Regions from separate parts of the Homo sapiens genome. Here regions 1, 2 and 4 are each linked to region 3. A link is a contact called in ENCODE Hi-C or POLR2A ChIA-PET data. All regions are on one chromosome and are shown on one strand. The core of a region is the stretch at or near the end of the contact, and the rest is flanking DNA. Distances in the headings are between cores, read along the strand shown.

Evidence for each region. A loop is a pair of places that touch in the nucleus more often than their neighbours do. ChIA-PET counts read pairs that join two places held with the same protein, here RNA polymerase II (POLR2A). Pooled maps may share reads with other maps.
Region 1: a map of CD8-positive, alpha-beta T cell shows a loop between it and region 3 (14-fold over the local background). The contact joins the promoter of XPO1 here to the promoter of WDPCP in region 3. A Hi-C loop is called at or near these places in 4 of 168 maps with a recorded cell type or tissue (CD4-positive, alpha-beta T cell, CD8-positive, alpha-beta T cell and naive thymus-derived CD4-positive, alpha-beta T cell), 1 of 37 single-sample maps with no recorded cell type and 18 of 50 pooled maps. POLR2A ChIA-PET finds 5 or more read pairs at or near these places in 4 of 52 experiments (CD4-positive, alpha-beta T cell, CD4-positive, alpha-beta memory T cell, naive thymus-derived CD4-positive, alpha-beta T cell and 1 more).
Region 2: a map of CD8-positive, alpha-beta T cell shows a loop between it and region 3 (6-fold over the local background). The contact joins the promoter of SANBR here to the promoter of WDPCP in region 3. A Hi-C loop is called at or near these places in 2 of 168 maps with a recorded cell type or tissue (CD8-positive, alpha-beta T cell and naive thymus-derived CD4-positive, alpha-beta T cell) and 7 of 50 pooled maps.
Region 4: a loop to region 3 is called in a map of naive thymus-derived CD4-positive, alpha-beta T cell, with 11 times the contacts of the local background. The contact joins the promoter of REL here to the promoter of WDPCP in region 3. A Hi-C loop is called at or near these places in 1 of 168 maps with a recorded cell type or tissue (naive thymus-derived CD4-positive, alpha-beta T cell) and 10 of 50 pooled maps. POLR2A ChIA-PET finds 5 or more read pairs at or near these places in 1 of 52 experiments (CD4-positive, alpha-beta T cell).

Annotation. Positions count from the first base shown.
Region 1 is chr2:61,536,686-61,540,308 of GRCh38, reverse strand. XPO1 (exportin 1) reads left to right here and starts at 1,953. Exons shown (of 25, transcript NM_003400.4): 1 at 1,953-2,747. RefSeq lists enhancers at 611-1,400, 1,969-2,228, 3,323-3,382 and a silencer at 1,339-1,478.
Region 2 is chr2:61,064,263-61,067,550 of GRCh38, reverse strand. It overlaps SANBR (SANT and BTB domain regulator of CSR), which reads right to left and starts at 1,680. Exons shown (of 22, transcript NM_001129993.3): 1 at 1,524-1,680. RefSeq lists silencers at 1,081-1,140, 1,151-1,500, 1,531-1,900 and enhancers at 790-1,289, 1,290-1,791.
Region 3 is chr2:63,587,088-63,590,662 of GRCh38, reverse strand. It overlaps WDPCP (WD repeat containing planar cell polarity effector), which reads left to right and starts at 2,186. Exons shown (of 18, transcript NM_015910.7): 1 at 2,186-2,466. The coding sequence starts at 2,392. MDH1 (malate dehydrogenase 1) reads right to left here and starts at 1,700. Exons shown (of 9, transcript NM_005917.4): 1 at 1,617-1,700. The coding sequence starts at 1,619. RefSeq lists enhancers at 1,670-1,989, 2,501-3,021.
Region 4 is chr2:60,879,950-60,883,469 of GRCh38, reverse strand. REL (REL proto-oncogene, NF-kB subunit) reads right to left here and starts at 1,896. Exons shown (of 10, transcript NM_001291746.2): 1 at 1,620-1,896. The coding sequence starts at 1,629. REL-DT (REL divergent transcript) reads left to right here and starts at 2,156. Exons shown (of 3, transcript NR_033980.1): 1 at 2,156-2,238. RefSeq lists an enhancer at 1,484-2,153 and a silencer at 1,762-2,301.

The DNA of each region.
Region 1 (3,623 bases), core at 704-3,203, 2.1 Mb after region 3:
GTGCCCACCACCACGCCAGGTTAATTTTTGTATCTTCAGTAGAGAGGGGTTTCACCATGTGGCCAGGCTGGTCTCGAACTCCTGACCTCAAGTGATCTGCCTGCCTCGGCCTCCCAAAGTGCTGGGATTAAAGGCATGAACCACCATGCCTGGCCTATCCTTGTGTTTAAAGTCGCAGTTTCCAAGATCCTCTCCATGACCATGTTAAGTGAGGATTTACTGTATTTGCATATACTGTATTTGTAAACTTCCCGTTACTTTCATCTCTAGATTGCTTATAATACCTTATACGATGTAAACTTTAAATCATCTCTACATTGCTTATAATGCCTTATACAATGTAAATGCTATGTAAATATACTGCATTGCGTTTTATTTTGTATTATTTTTATTGTTGTTGTTGTTTTTTAATGTTTTCCACCCAGGGCTGGTTGAAACTGAGGATGGGGAACCCAGGATACAGAGGGCCCACTGCACATCATATATCATACATAGTACATTATATATGTATTATATATGTATATAAAATGGCTTGATATTATTCATTTATGTAATGAATAAAAACTTAGGTCTGAAAATCATCCAAAATAATTCTGGTACATCTAAACATTGAGTTGTTGCGTTTTTCTTTATTGGAGGGGGAGTTAGAATAAGTGGTGCTTTGAGGTTAGCCATAGTCCATCGTGGATGAACATTTGCTAAAGAAAATTGTTATTAATTCAATAAATCATTTATCTACCTCTTGGTGGCACAAAGGGCCTAGTAAATTTTGGTGGGCTATTTGCTCTTAAGCAAAGAACAATCTGTAAAGCTGATTTGGAGGACGCTTGGGAACAAACGAGAGGCAACCACGTGAAAGGCAACGTGCATGTGACTTTCACAGAAAATACTATTTGATGATGATTTAGTACGTGAAGTGCAGCTAGGGTAAAAGGAAAATCTGAGTGTTGCAGATCAAGGGCACCAGGTGGGACGCAGTTGGCATGCAAGCTCAGCCAGCCAAAACATGCGCTGTCAAACCAATCACTTGGGATTACAATGTTTTGGTTTTCAGGAAAGGTTGCTTGTTGAAGCAGCCAAATTCCAGCCTGGAGAGACAGAGTTGAAATTTTAAGGAGACTTTCCCAAGAAGTATTTCGATATCTTTTCCGACACCCTGAGAAGATCACGAGGCGCCAAGAATGCACGCCCTGCGCCTCACCCCAACCCCTCTCTCAGCTACCTGGCCCCAAAACCAGGCCTCTAAAATGGATTAGAGAGGTCTGGGGCCTAAAATTGGCCTCGGAAGCGTTCTTTTTCCCTCTTTTCTCCACCCCTTCCAGAGTTCAAAACTGGGTGTGCCCTCCCTTTTCCGAACGCAGCCCCCATCCGAAGGGCGGATCCTGATTCCCGCGGGCTCAGGCCCCCGCAGGTTGGCGGGAGCCGGTGGGGGCGGGCCGGCCGAGTCCGGGGGAAGCAAAGAGAACGCTGCCGCGCGCCCCGATCAAACTCGCGCCGCCACCAGCTCACGAGCTGCGCCCCACCCTCTCCGTCACCGAAGAGGCCCAGCCAATGAGCGGGCGAGAAAGGCCGGGCCTGCGAACTAGGCACCGGGAGGGAGAGGGCCGCAGGGGGAAGGGAAGTCGAGAGCTCGAGGGCGGGCTGCTCTTGATTGACAGCTCGTTCGAACGAATCCTCCACGCGGCTTTCCTTCGCTCTCTTTTCTACTCATCCCTGCTCTTCGTCCCACCTCCTCCTCCTCCACCCCTCTCCTCTTGCCTTTCGACCCTCCCCACTTCCCCTCCCCCACTCTGCGGGCAAATCGCTGCTGAAAAGAGGTAGGGGCCGAAGCGGCGGGCTCGTGTGGAGCCGTGAGGCGGGATTGACTGGCGCTCGGGCCAATGAGAGATAGGCTCATGGCGCGGCTGTAGCTGGAACTGACCAATAGGAGGGCGGGCTGGGGGCGGAGGCCCAGGTTCCAAACGCTCCGCGGCGCCATGGGCTGAAAACTCAACCGAGATGGAATCTCCCAGTCTGAACCGGTTTCAACCGGTTCCGAGTTTGAGGCACTAGGAGGAGGGGGAGAAGCGGCTGCAGCGGCCGCGGCAGGAGCAGCGGGAGCTACAGCATCAGCAAGAGCAACAGTAGCTACAGCCCCGGCGGCGGTGCCTGTTCCAGTCTTTGCTGCTGCAGTCCGTGCAACCACCCAGAGGGGGAGGGGGGAACCACCAGTCGCTGAGGAACAAGAGAAGGGGGGAAAGTTTAGGCGAGCCTTGGGGGGGGGGGGGCCAGCGCCGGAGCCGCGTGAGAGAGGGAGCCGTGTTTTGGTAGGGGGGAGTCGGACTGCAACTGGCAGCAGAGCGTCTCCCCGGCCGTGTGGACTCTACACCCCCTACTCCTGCCGCTTCTGCTGCTGCCTGTGGCTGGAGGGTCCCCCTGGGGCTGAATCTTTGGGACTTGACCCCGTTCCCTCCCCCTTCCCTCACTCCCCAGCCGGGCGGGAGCATTTATTCCCCAGATTAATTCCCCTTTTGGGGGGGGGCGGGTGTGTGTGTGTGTGTGTGTGTGTGTGTGTGTTGGGGGAAGCGTCCCTGAAATAGTAAATATTATTGAGCTCTTTTTGCCCTTTTCCTGTCCGTTTTTTTAATTTCCTTTTTTGAGGTGGGAAAACTGAAACCCACCTTGATTCGTCCCCTCTCCCCCCTCCCCACCTTCCCTCGCCCTAATCCCCCAACGAGGAAGGAAGGAGCAGTTGGTTCAATCTCTGGGTAAGTCGACTGTGTCTTCGGGGCCGAGGGTCGGGCGGCGGCGCGGCCGGGCGGGCGGGAGGAGGCCGGCGTGGGGCGCGGCGGCGGCGGCCGCGGGAAGCGAGCCCGGGAGGCGGCGGGCGGGCCGGGGGCGCGGCGGGCCCACAGCGGAGCCTGCGATTGAATGGAGCCGCTTTTGCCGCTGGGGGATGGAGGCGGGGAGGCGGCCTCGGGAGGGGAGCGCTTGCTGGGTCATTCGCGTGTGCGGGTGGCGGTGGAGGAAGGCGAGGAGTGTGATAGTGAAGCGGGGCCCCGCGCGGGGTGGGAGGGGTTCCCCAGCCCCTGGGGCTGGGGAGAAGTTGGGGTGATTTCAGGAACATCTCTGTAAATTATTAGGAGTGGAAGTTTCCAGAAATATTTAGTGCAGCAGCATTGAAACGTCCGCCTGCATCACGTGGCCCCCTCGGTGGAGAGCTTGGGATGGGGGAGGGAGGGGCTGCCGACTCCCTGTTCCTCCAGCAAGGAAACTCGAAAGCTCTCCGGTTTTGCAGAGTGGCATGTGAAGTAGGAAAGATCAGTTTTTCAGGGGCCTGCACATGGGATTCCGTCTTGTAGTTCCTTTTCAGGGGTTTGAATGTGATAAGTTGGTTAAACCATTTACTGTTGGCCTTGTACAGTGGAGGATGCCCTGATTCTCCTTCATTCCGATGTCTGTGAGTTTGGGTTGGGTGGGAGGAAGTGGTGTAGTAGAGGAAGCATTCAGTACTGGCTCAGCCCGGACCTCCTCTGATCACGCCGAGGCCATGCTGCATAGAGAAAGGGGCGGTGAACTTAAGGCGCCTGGTCTAAATGCCTCCTCCGAGTAAGGGCGGGGTGAGTGCGTGCTCCTGTGTGCTA
Region 2 (3,288 bases), core at 431-2,930, 2.5 Mb after region 3:
TTGGCCAGGATAGTCTCGATCTCCTGACCTCGTGATCCGCCCGTCTCGGCCTCCCAAAGTGCTGGGATTACAGGCGTGAGCCACTGCACCCGGCCAGGGCGTTTTATTATAATTTGTTTGGGCCTTGGTAGAAAGCAATCTAAAATGGAATTCAGGGCAAGGATCTTCCCTGAGAGCTCATTTCTCTTCACTTCCAAAAAGATTCATTTAAAAGTTCAAAAATATTACCCACGTCAAACACTTAAAAGCTTACATTTCAAATGTGATACTAATTTATGCTATACATGTTTAAGAGTACTTTAAATCATCCAAATGAGAAAAAAGTTTTTCTGTTGACTTTCTCTTTATACAACTGTACTAGGCAAGGGAAGACCCCCCAGCATTAATTCTAGTTAAATGAATGTCCAAGAAATCAGAGTCTGAATTTAAGTATAAAAGGCATAGCATTGATGGATAATCCTTAATAAAACATAAATTATCTCGAAATAGCTGTTATAGTGCACCTCATTCAGGAAAGTATAAATTTATCAAAAACGGTGACAAGAAAAAGCTCAAAGTTCAAATTACTATGAAATCCACTCCCATTCATAAAATATCAAAATCTTGACAATATTTAAGGTAAAATACGTTATTTACCAAAAATAAAAATCCAATATGTTTAACAGACTTCATTTTTTAAGAACATACTTCCCCTCCCCTCCCCGACCCCCTTCTCTTGGTTTATGTATTTAATATACATGTATTAATTAAGAAGACTAGTCTAAGTCACTTCCACACCAGATAGAGGTCTACAACAGGAATCTGATATATTTTTTTCTTATTTCAAATAGAAAAAAAAGCTCTTGGAGACAGAGACGTTTTCCCTTAGCCAGTGGAAAGATGGGAAGAGAGGGGGCCCCGTGGGGCAGGCAGGCAGGCAGGTCAAAGGCCTCTGGCCTAACAGAGGGCGGCGGTAACACCGAGTCATCCCGGACCGGGAAGAAGCCTTGTACCCAGGCTTCCTGACTTCTGCACACACAGGAGATCGGAGTCAGCTGGAGGAGAAAGTAAAATCACATCCCAGAACCGGCATGAGGTCAAAGCCAGTCAAACCTTGGGCCCGGAGGCTCACTACGCGGCGCGTCCTCGGGGCACCCCCAGACCTTCGCGCCCCGCTCCCGCCCGTGGAGGCACAGAAACTCCAGGGGCGCAGAGCGGACAAAGGCGCCGGGCAGCGGGAGCGAGGCGGGGCAGAGGCCCGGGGCGCGGCCGGGCGCGCAGAAGCTGGGGTTCCCGCCGCTGTGCGCGGGCGGGACGGTCTGCAGGGACATGGACCGGGCGGGTGACGGGACGCGGGCCAGCTGGCTGCTCGAGGCGCGGCCGGCTGAGGCTGTGCACGGGGGCGTTCGGGGGCGTTTGGGCAAGTGGGACCCCGCCCGGGGTGGGAAGCCGCGGCGGGAGCCGGCTGGCTGTGAGCGGTACCGCCCCATGCCGCACTTCCCGCCCCGCGGTGGGCACCCGAGCCCCCTCGGCGTCTCGCTCACCTCCACAGGGCCGCGGCTGCCCTCGCAGCGCCTCTGTTACCTGCAGTGGTCGGCACCGCCCGCGCTCGCGCCCTGAAGCTGCCGCTACCGAGCCCGCAACCCCGTCCGCAGCGCCTCACACCCCGCCCCCGCCCGCTTGCAGGCGGCTGCGGAGACTAGCGCCGAGGGGTGGGGGAGCCGCCGAGCCGACGCCGCCCGGCCAATCGCGGGCCAGCGCCGCAGCGGCGGAGCCAATGAGCGCCGAGCCCCTGCCGGGCGGGAGGGCACCGGAGGGGCGGCGGCGGCTGACTGTCGCCTTGCCTTGCCTGCTGCTTCTCCTTCCTCCTCTGGCATACACTCCCAGGCTTGTCGCAGTGCAGCGTCCCCACCCTCCCAGCGTCTTGTCTCTTAGCAACCAGATCCTAGGAGCCTGATCTTAGGTGACCAACCCTGAGTCCAGAAGAAAGGGGGATATACAGGAGATAAAAGATTAAAGAATGGATGAAATTGTTCTTGGTGCAGATCATTTGGTACACCGCTTAGGTAGAGCGGAAAGATCGCATGATGAGGGACACCGAAAGTATCTTTTAGACCAAGGTCTTTGGGTAAGGACCTGAAGTGTCTTTACCAGGAGGTAGCTCTTTAAAAATGTAAATAGCTCTGGATTACAAATTCGGTTTTCATACATTAATAGGGTGTGTGTGTGTGTGTGTGTGTGTGTGTGTGTGTGTTATTGTGAGGAACACTACTATTGGGCATCTAGTAAAATGCAAACGGCTCAATATTGTAGGGTAACTGCTACATGTCAACATTTCTATCTAATTTCCACTTGGTCTATTCTGAGAACCAAAATTAAATGTTAGGATTAGAAAGAACAGAAAAAGTAAAGCCTTAACCAAATGAATAATTACTACGAGATCTGATGATTAAGTAGAGATTAAGTGGTTCACTGTACAGAATGTCAGGAGTTTTTACCAATTGTATCATCCTGTGACTTTCTGCAGATCTTTTACGATTTTTGTTCCACAAAGACATTAAAGTGGCTGGGTGCGGTGGCTCACACCTGTAATCCCATAATCCCAGCATTTAGGGAGACCAAGACGAGAGGATTGCTTGAGCACAGCCTGAACAACAAAGTGAAACCCTGTCTCTACCAAAAAAAAAAAAAAGTTGTTTTTTTTTTAAGTTAGCTGGGCGTGGTGGCCCCAATGAGCTATGTTTGCACCACTGCACTCCAAGCTGGGCAACAGAGTGAGACCCTGTCAAAAATAAAAATAAAAATAAAGTTAGGCAAGTGTCGTATCATAAGATGTTAGGTTAAGTCAGGTAAATTCTTTTTTTATTTTTTTGAGATGGAGTCTTGCTCTGTTGCCCAGGCTGGAGTGCAGTGGCACCGTCTGGGCTCACTGCAACCTCCACCTCCCTTCAAGCGATTCTCCTACCACAGCCTCCTGAGTAACTGGGATTTACAGGCGCATGCCACCATGTCCAGCTAATTTTTTGTATTTTTAGTAGAGATGGGGTTTCACCATGTTGGTCTTGAACTCCTGACCTCAGGTGATCTGCCCGCCTCGGCCTCCCAAAGTGCTGGGATTACAGGCGTGAGCCACCATGCCCAGCCAGGTAAATTATTATTATTTTTTTTTTGGAGACAGAGTTTCGGTCTTGTCACCCAGGCTGGAGTGCAATGGCGCGATCTTGGCTCACTGCAACCTCCGCCTCCCTGGTTCAAGTGATTCTCCTGCCTCAGCCTCCCGAGTAGCTGGGATTACAGGCGTGTGCCACC
Region 3 (3,575 bases), core at 937-3,436:
GGAAAATTATCTGACCTCACCAGACTACATTATAAGAGTAGATAATATAATCTCCAAATTCCCTTTTAATTCTACAATTCCAGTATTTTGAATGGCAAGGAATAAAGCTATCAAGTAATCTACATGCTGATAACATATTTGAGTTTGTATATGCAGTATGAACTGGTAACTTCATCCGGAATCTCAGCTAGTAAAAATAAGTTTTCAGGGAGTTGAGTACACTGTCTCTCCCCCGCTGCGAGACCTCACTGCGGTGGTCCCTATAAAAATAAAAATTCAGAAAGACTTGGTAAGTGTAAGACACAATATAGAAAAATGGCAAGAGTGTGAGACTCTTGGAGCAAATCACATTCTCTTTGGGTCTCGATAAACTCCATTTTAAGATCTGAAGTGGGGAGATTCGTCAAGATGACCTTTAAAAGATCCCATTCAGTTCTAAAAGCAAAAAGTCCAAGGTTATCAGATAATAAGTACCTCTGCTTTCTAGCTAAGGTTATTAGGACAGAAACTACCGAAACCATAATTTAAATGACTAATTATGTGACAAAACATTTAGGAAACCTAGGTTTAACACCTACTGGAAATTAGTAGCTGTCTCCACTGGCCCCGTTAGACAGGCAGAGAGAGTAATGCCCTTGCCTTGAAAACGTGTCTTTTCAGGTTCTGGGAAATTTCCAATTCATTCAAACATTTCTCCACATTCTCCAGCCGTTTTAGTATTTTGCAGATAAAGTAGGAAAAACAGTCGCAACTATAAATACAAGCCATTGTATTGATAGTATGAAGCGATTTCTCTGAGTTTGATGACAAATGTCACCTTCAAGCAGTACGCAGATTATTCCTACGCCAGAGTTCCTTCACCAACTCTCCCCCTCCCCCTCTCTTTCAGCAGAGACAAGCGATGGAGATGCAGGTTACCCAGGTCTTCCATGACAAAATGGTTACTCTGTTACATTTAAGAGAGGTGCTTCTGGAATTCACAATATACAGTTCAATAAAGAATATTTGCAGTAGTTATTTAGTTAGTGATGCTGTCACTTCAATATATCCTGGCATTACAAAAAAGGTCAATGAACGGGTTCCAAATAACATTTTGAGAAATTAGATATGGCGGAAACACGTCTGCTGCAAACGCAGATCGTAATCTGGAGCACCTGGTAAATACTACCTTTCCAGCTTTTTGCTTTCAAGGTCCCTGTGACAAAAGCCGTTATAAACACTGTGGGCAAATGAGGAGAAAAAGGGGTTAGGACCCAACCTTTCCCTCCCATCGCAAACCTTATCGTCCTTATCAAACACCGTAACGTCCTTTGGAAAATAGCTGCAGCGTCGCATTTTGTCCTCCCGTCATGCAGCAGGATTAAGATCGCTCCTCTCCCAGGACAACTACTTCTCCAGAGTCCTCCTAAGAGCGCCCCATACCCCGCAAGGTGGAAATCAATCCCTTCCCATTACTGGGTCACTGCGGCAATCCCCAGAAGATGAGTCCGAGCTTGCCAAAGGGCGCGAAGGACAGTGCCTTGCACAGCTGCCTCCCAAAAGTCCCTAAAGTGCAAGAAACCCCACTCAAGGGCGCGAGGGCCAGAGGTGGGCAGGAACCCGGGGCCCACACTCACCATGATTGAAAACTGCGGGGACAATTTCAACAACTGCAAAATGAGCCTCAGAGAGTCAGGTCACCTCTACCGCGGAACTGACTCGGAGAGGGCGAGCGGTGTTAGCGAGAAAAGGCTCCGCTCCCGACGCGGCGCTCTCTGGGAACTGTAGTTTACGCTGCCCTGGTTGTGGCGCAATCTCCAAAGCATTTCCTTCAAGTGTTGAACTACACTTCCCGATACCAGAGGTTTTTTTCAAGCTCTTCTCACTGCGCTCTGCGCCGATTGCAAAGTAGTCCCTGAGGATGAGCCCCTGTGATTGGAGGACGACAACAAACGGATGGTTTGGGCTCAGGAGGAAAGGACCTGCCTGATGGAGCCCGGCAATTGGCGGGAGAGATAGCGTGTGTAACTCTAGGGAGGGGAGAATCACCCCTTAGCGACATCACCCCCACGCGCGTGACTGAGACTGCATCCTCCCATGAGGGTAAACGTGGGAGGTAAAGAGACCTTCCGCTGCGTAAAGCTGGATCGACCCGGAAACAAAATCTTTTAAAAAACGATTGACACTCTGGAGGGGCGGGGGAATTGATAAGTTGGGACGACCGGACAGCTTCTCAGGTTGCTAAGCGACGAGGCGGGAGCGCACGCACACCCTGGCTGCTTTGTAGCACCTGAGGAAACTGTGGCGGCGGCGGCGGCGTCCTGGAGACCCAAGAGACCAAGCGAGCGTGTCGCTCCCTCTCGGGTCCGAGGACCTAGCCTAGGAACCTTCTGCCCGGGGTAGTGTCTGGTGATGAGGCGAGAGTTTTGCTGGGACGCCTACTCCAAAGCGGCCGGGAGTCGCGCTTCTTCCCCACTCCCGAGACAGGTGAGCCCTGGCCCGAGGGCAAGGGGTTTTCTTTTAACCTTAGGATCCGGAATGCGGTTGGTGCGCCGTCCCGCTTTGCTTTTATCCGCTGTGCGGATGCCTGCAAGCTCGCCGGTCCCTTTTCTGAGCGGAGTATGAGGGCTGTGGGAATGCAGCTATTTTGGAGGGGGTGGTGCCCTGGAGTAGGTGCACCCCCGACCCCAAATGGAGCTCTTCCAGAGTTATATCAAAAATATTTATTGAGCATTTACTTTGTAGGAGGTGAGCCTCTCCCTTCCAGGAGGTCACAGTATACGGTTCTAATTTGCTCTAAGCCCTCCGTGAATGTTGAGTTTTGTCCATTCCCTTTTGGAAGAAACAGGATGCGCCTTAAACCATCTTGAGTCTTAAAGTTATGCCAAACAGGCATTTCTAAGGAAAGACTGGCGACTGAAGGGGAGACACTGGTTGTTTAGTCAGTCAGTCTCAGCTGGTAAAACAACTTAAGAGGTTCTCTTTAAAATTAATGCTGCCAAGAGAATTGCTGTGCTTTTTGAAAGCTTGTTTCTTGTGGATGTTAAAAGGAAGATATGATGCTCGGGAGTAGCATACACAGCATATACGTAATGAAAATGAATAAAACATCTCTATTAGATAACATTGTTAGAACTTCCGTTTTTTCTCTGTCACTGATAAATGAATGCCAAGTAATATCTTTCAATTTTTCTCTATTTCAGTTTGGAGGATTTGCTATTTTTGGAAAGAAATGTAATGCTTTACTTTTAGCATTTATTAATATCATACCTGAATGACTCTCCTTGTATCTCTTTATTCATTTGGCTCTCAGACAACATACTTTCCTGGTTTTCCTCTTTTGTTACTGGTTCTCAGTTCTGCGGAGTTTCTAAATTTTTTTTAGTTGTGATCTCTTAACATTGGGGTGCCTGTATTCTCTGTCTATACTAAATCCCTCAGTGAGCTAATTCATAAGTTGCATCACTTCAAATGCTACTTTTAATGTCAAAAACTCTCAAATTTATGTGTCTAGTCCTGAATTAGTAGGTGTGCATTATTCTCAAACCTAGGTTCTCTGAGTTTTACTTTTTACTCTGAGCAGTTACGAAAAATTT
Region 4 (3,520 bases), core at 647-3,146, 2.7 Mb after region 3:
TTTGAATTCATAAATTTACACGATTATCTGAAAGTCTGGTGTCACTTAAGTGGGAAAAGGGAAAGTTGAAATATTTTAAACTACACTTAGTATTCTCACAACCACAAACAAACTGAAATCAAATGTCATGTGAAACACCCCAATTTCCTTTTCTGCCTACAGCAATAGCTATGGCATTGTTCTGCTCAACCTTTTAAAAAGGTTCTTTAAGCTTCCTACTTCCTCATCTCTACTAGACATCAGCCTACTTCTGAGGGTCACTGGACCAGGCAGTTTGGGGATAAGAGTCAAGTTCATAAACGGGGCCCCCTCTTCATTCTCTTAGTACAGCATTTAACATGCATTTAGCCCTCCCTGCCTTTGCTCACGCTGCTTCCTCTGTCTGGAAAGTGTCCCCCACTCACCTTGCCAAAATCCTGGTAAAAGACCAACTCGACCCCAGGCTACTTGATTTATCCCCCCGCCCCGGCTCTCCCGTCCCCCTCAACCTTAAGCTCCAGGCAGCCCCAACCACATCTGTGTATATAGGAGACTTTCTTGCTCTGCAATGTTTCTTACAAACTTATTCCCCCCCAAAGGGAGAGATCGAGCATTTATTAAGGGAAAATATATAGTCACATAAGTGATAAAGTTGTATTCATTCCTACTCATTATTTTAAAGCTCGGATATTCTAAAACTCCTCTTTCCCCTTATTTCCAGCGAGGAGGAAGGGGGATTCAACGTCTCTATTCGTCAGATTAGGAACCTTGAGCTTTATCTCACAGTAAAAACTACATTTTTTTTTTTTTTAAATAGAGACAGGGTCTCCCTCTGTCGCCCAGGCTGGAGTGCAGGGGCGCGATCTCGGCTCACTGCAACCTCCACCTCCCAGGTTCAAGCGATTCTCCTGCCTCAGCTTCCCGAGTAGCTGGGATTACAGGCGCGCGCCACCACGCCCCGCTGATTTTTGTATTTTTAGTAGAGACGGGGTTTCACCATGTTTGCCAGGCTGGTCTCAAACTCCTGACCTCTGGTTATCCACCCGCCTCGGCCTCCCAAAGTGCTGGGAATACAGGCATGAGCCACCGCGCCCGGCCTACACTTGGTCGAAGCAACATTAACACTTAAAATACCACGGATTTTCTAATTCGTGTTAAAATACCACGGATGATTTTTAAAGCCGTGACACATTTTGTACAACTGTCAGTACAAGGGGGATCACCTCTTTGCATTTGATGAAATTAAACTAAAAAGGGGGAGAGAGCTTGCCCGAGGTCTGAAGGTTCCTCATTCCTGTTCTAAAACATAAAACCACCATCTTCAATACATATACATTTTTAATGAGAACTCTTCGTCCTCCTTTGGTTCGCTTATGACTTCCCTAATCCTAAAATCAAGTCGTTGGGAATTTCTAAGGTTCCTGCTATGACAACAGGATCGAATTACAGAGCGTGGCTTGGATTCTGCACGCAAACCCTGAAGCAGGTAACTTTTTTAAAAGCTGACAATTTTACCATATGAGATTTTAAAGACAGAACGCGCCCCAGCAAAAACTGAGCTCCCTAAACTCACTGCGGCAGGACCCCCTTCAGAAGAGCTCCTTTCCCCCGGCCCAGGCCCGCGCCCCATGAACACTCACCGGAGGCCATGGCTCCGCTCCCCGCACCTTCCCGCAGGCAGCTCCCAGCGTCCTGGCCGGAGGCGGCCGCAGTCAGTCAGTCAGGAGGCCGAGGGACCTCTGCCGGCGGGGCCCCCAGTCCCCCGACCACCCTAGAGGCCTCCTCCTTCTTCCCGCCCTCCGCTGGGTTTGCGGCTCACACCTTCCCAACCCCTGAATTCTTGCACCCCGGGTCACCCAGCGTCGCCGTCCACCGTACGGGAGCCAGGGGCAGGGGGCGGAGCGGGGAGAGCCGAGTGCTGGCCCAGCCGAGAGGCGAGCAGCCTGGCGGGAGGGGAATTTCCCGCGGCTGACGTAGGCCCGACGCAGCAACCCTCACCCGGAGGCGTGGGCGGGGCGACCTCGCGGCCGCCGCGCGCGCGACCGCCCCCAGCGCCCCGCCCCTGCCTGTCCCCGCGCACGCTCCCCGCCGGCCCCCACGCATACGCCCCCGGCGCTGCTGCGGCGGCTGGCTTGGGAGGGGGTCGAGGGAGCGGGAGCTTGGGGTGGGCTTCGGGAGCGCAGGGAACGGCGGGAGCCGGGAGGTGACGGCTAGCAGCGTGAGAAGGCCGCTGGCTCCTGAGAAATCCCCCTCCTCCAGGTTGTTCTTCCGAGTGTGGTTTAAAGTTCAGGAGCGGGCGGGAGGGTGCGGATGACGTAGAGAGGGCCGGCCGCTGGGGAGCTTTTGGGGGCGCGCGGGGCCGACTCTCCCGGCCTGGGAGGGCGACGGCCGGGGTTTTCGAGAGGTGGTTCCCCCTCTTCCCGACTTCGCACATGCAAATCTCCACCCCCGCGCCAGCGGCGGGACGTTGCGCCCTGTAGGGGGAAGTGGTGCTGCGGCGGGGGTCCTGTCTTCTTCTGTAATTCCTGTATTTGCATACGGGGACCCCCCCCCCGACTGATTTTTTTTCCTCCATCTAAATTGCGAGGGTACTGTGAACTTTACGTATTTTACCTACTGAAACCCGTTTAAACTCAAAAGGTCCGCACTTGGAGTTCGTTGTCTCATTAGGCAGTGCACTGAAGTTTAGTGGACACTATATCCTGAGATTTCACACAGATGCCAAGAAAGGCGGAAATGGAGCACACATTTAGTGCATTAAAGGACCTAGGATAACTTCGTTTCCTTCATTTGAATAGTACCTGCTATGCATCAGATAATGTCCATACTTAATCTATGACGTATTTATTATTCCTAACTTTATAGATGAAGTATTCGGGGTTCAGAGAAGTTACTTCAACATACAGTACTTCAGAATGCTGATAAAAGGCACAGTTTAAAGCCAGGGTTGTCTGACTCCAAAGCTCCATGCCCTTGCCCCTGTCCCTTACTAGTTAAAATTAGTACGGAGAGGTAATGGGGAATATCAGCCTGCCATACAAGTGCCCAAAACTGGGGGACCCATATGGGCAAATAATTTAAAATATCCTGCCAACCCCAAACTGTTCTTTCCACGAAATGCGCAATGTACAACAAAAGAATGAAACAGTTTTATTATTGGATATGTACTAAAACGTACCATGATGCACATCACAGGCAATCCACTGAAGAGAGTGCAAAGACCAAAAAAAAGGAAATCTCACCTTTTCATATGGTCAGGCACGTACAATCCATTACATACCTATTAATTGTCTTTATCCAAAGGAAAATAATGGGAAGTTATCTTGGAACCAAGAGCCAAGGCTTAAACCCTCCTAGAGACAGAAACATGGAGCACCATCCTTGATGTTCACATTTCCAAGAGATGGCTCCGAGGCCCGCAAGAAAGACCTTCTGAGGACGCAAAACTAGCAAGAGGCTTATTTAGCTTTTTAAAATATGTACATACATTTCAAAGAGACGGAAAACATTTTCAGTTCTCTGAAGGAATTTCAAAATGAAA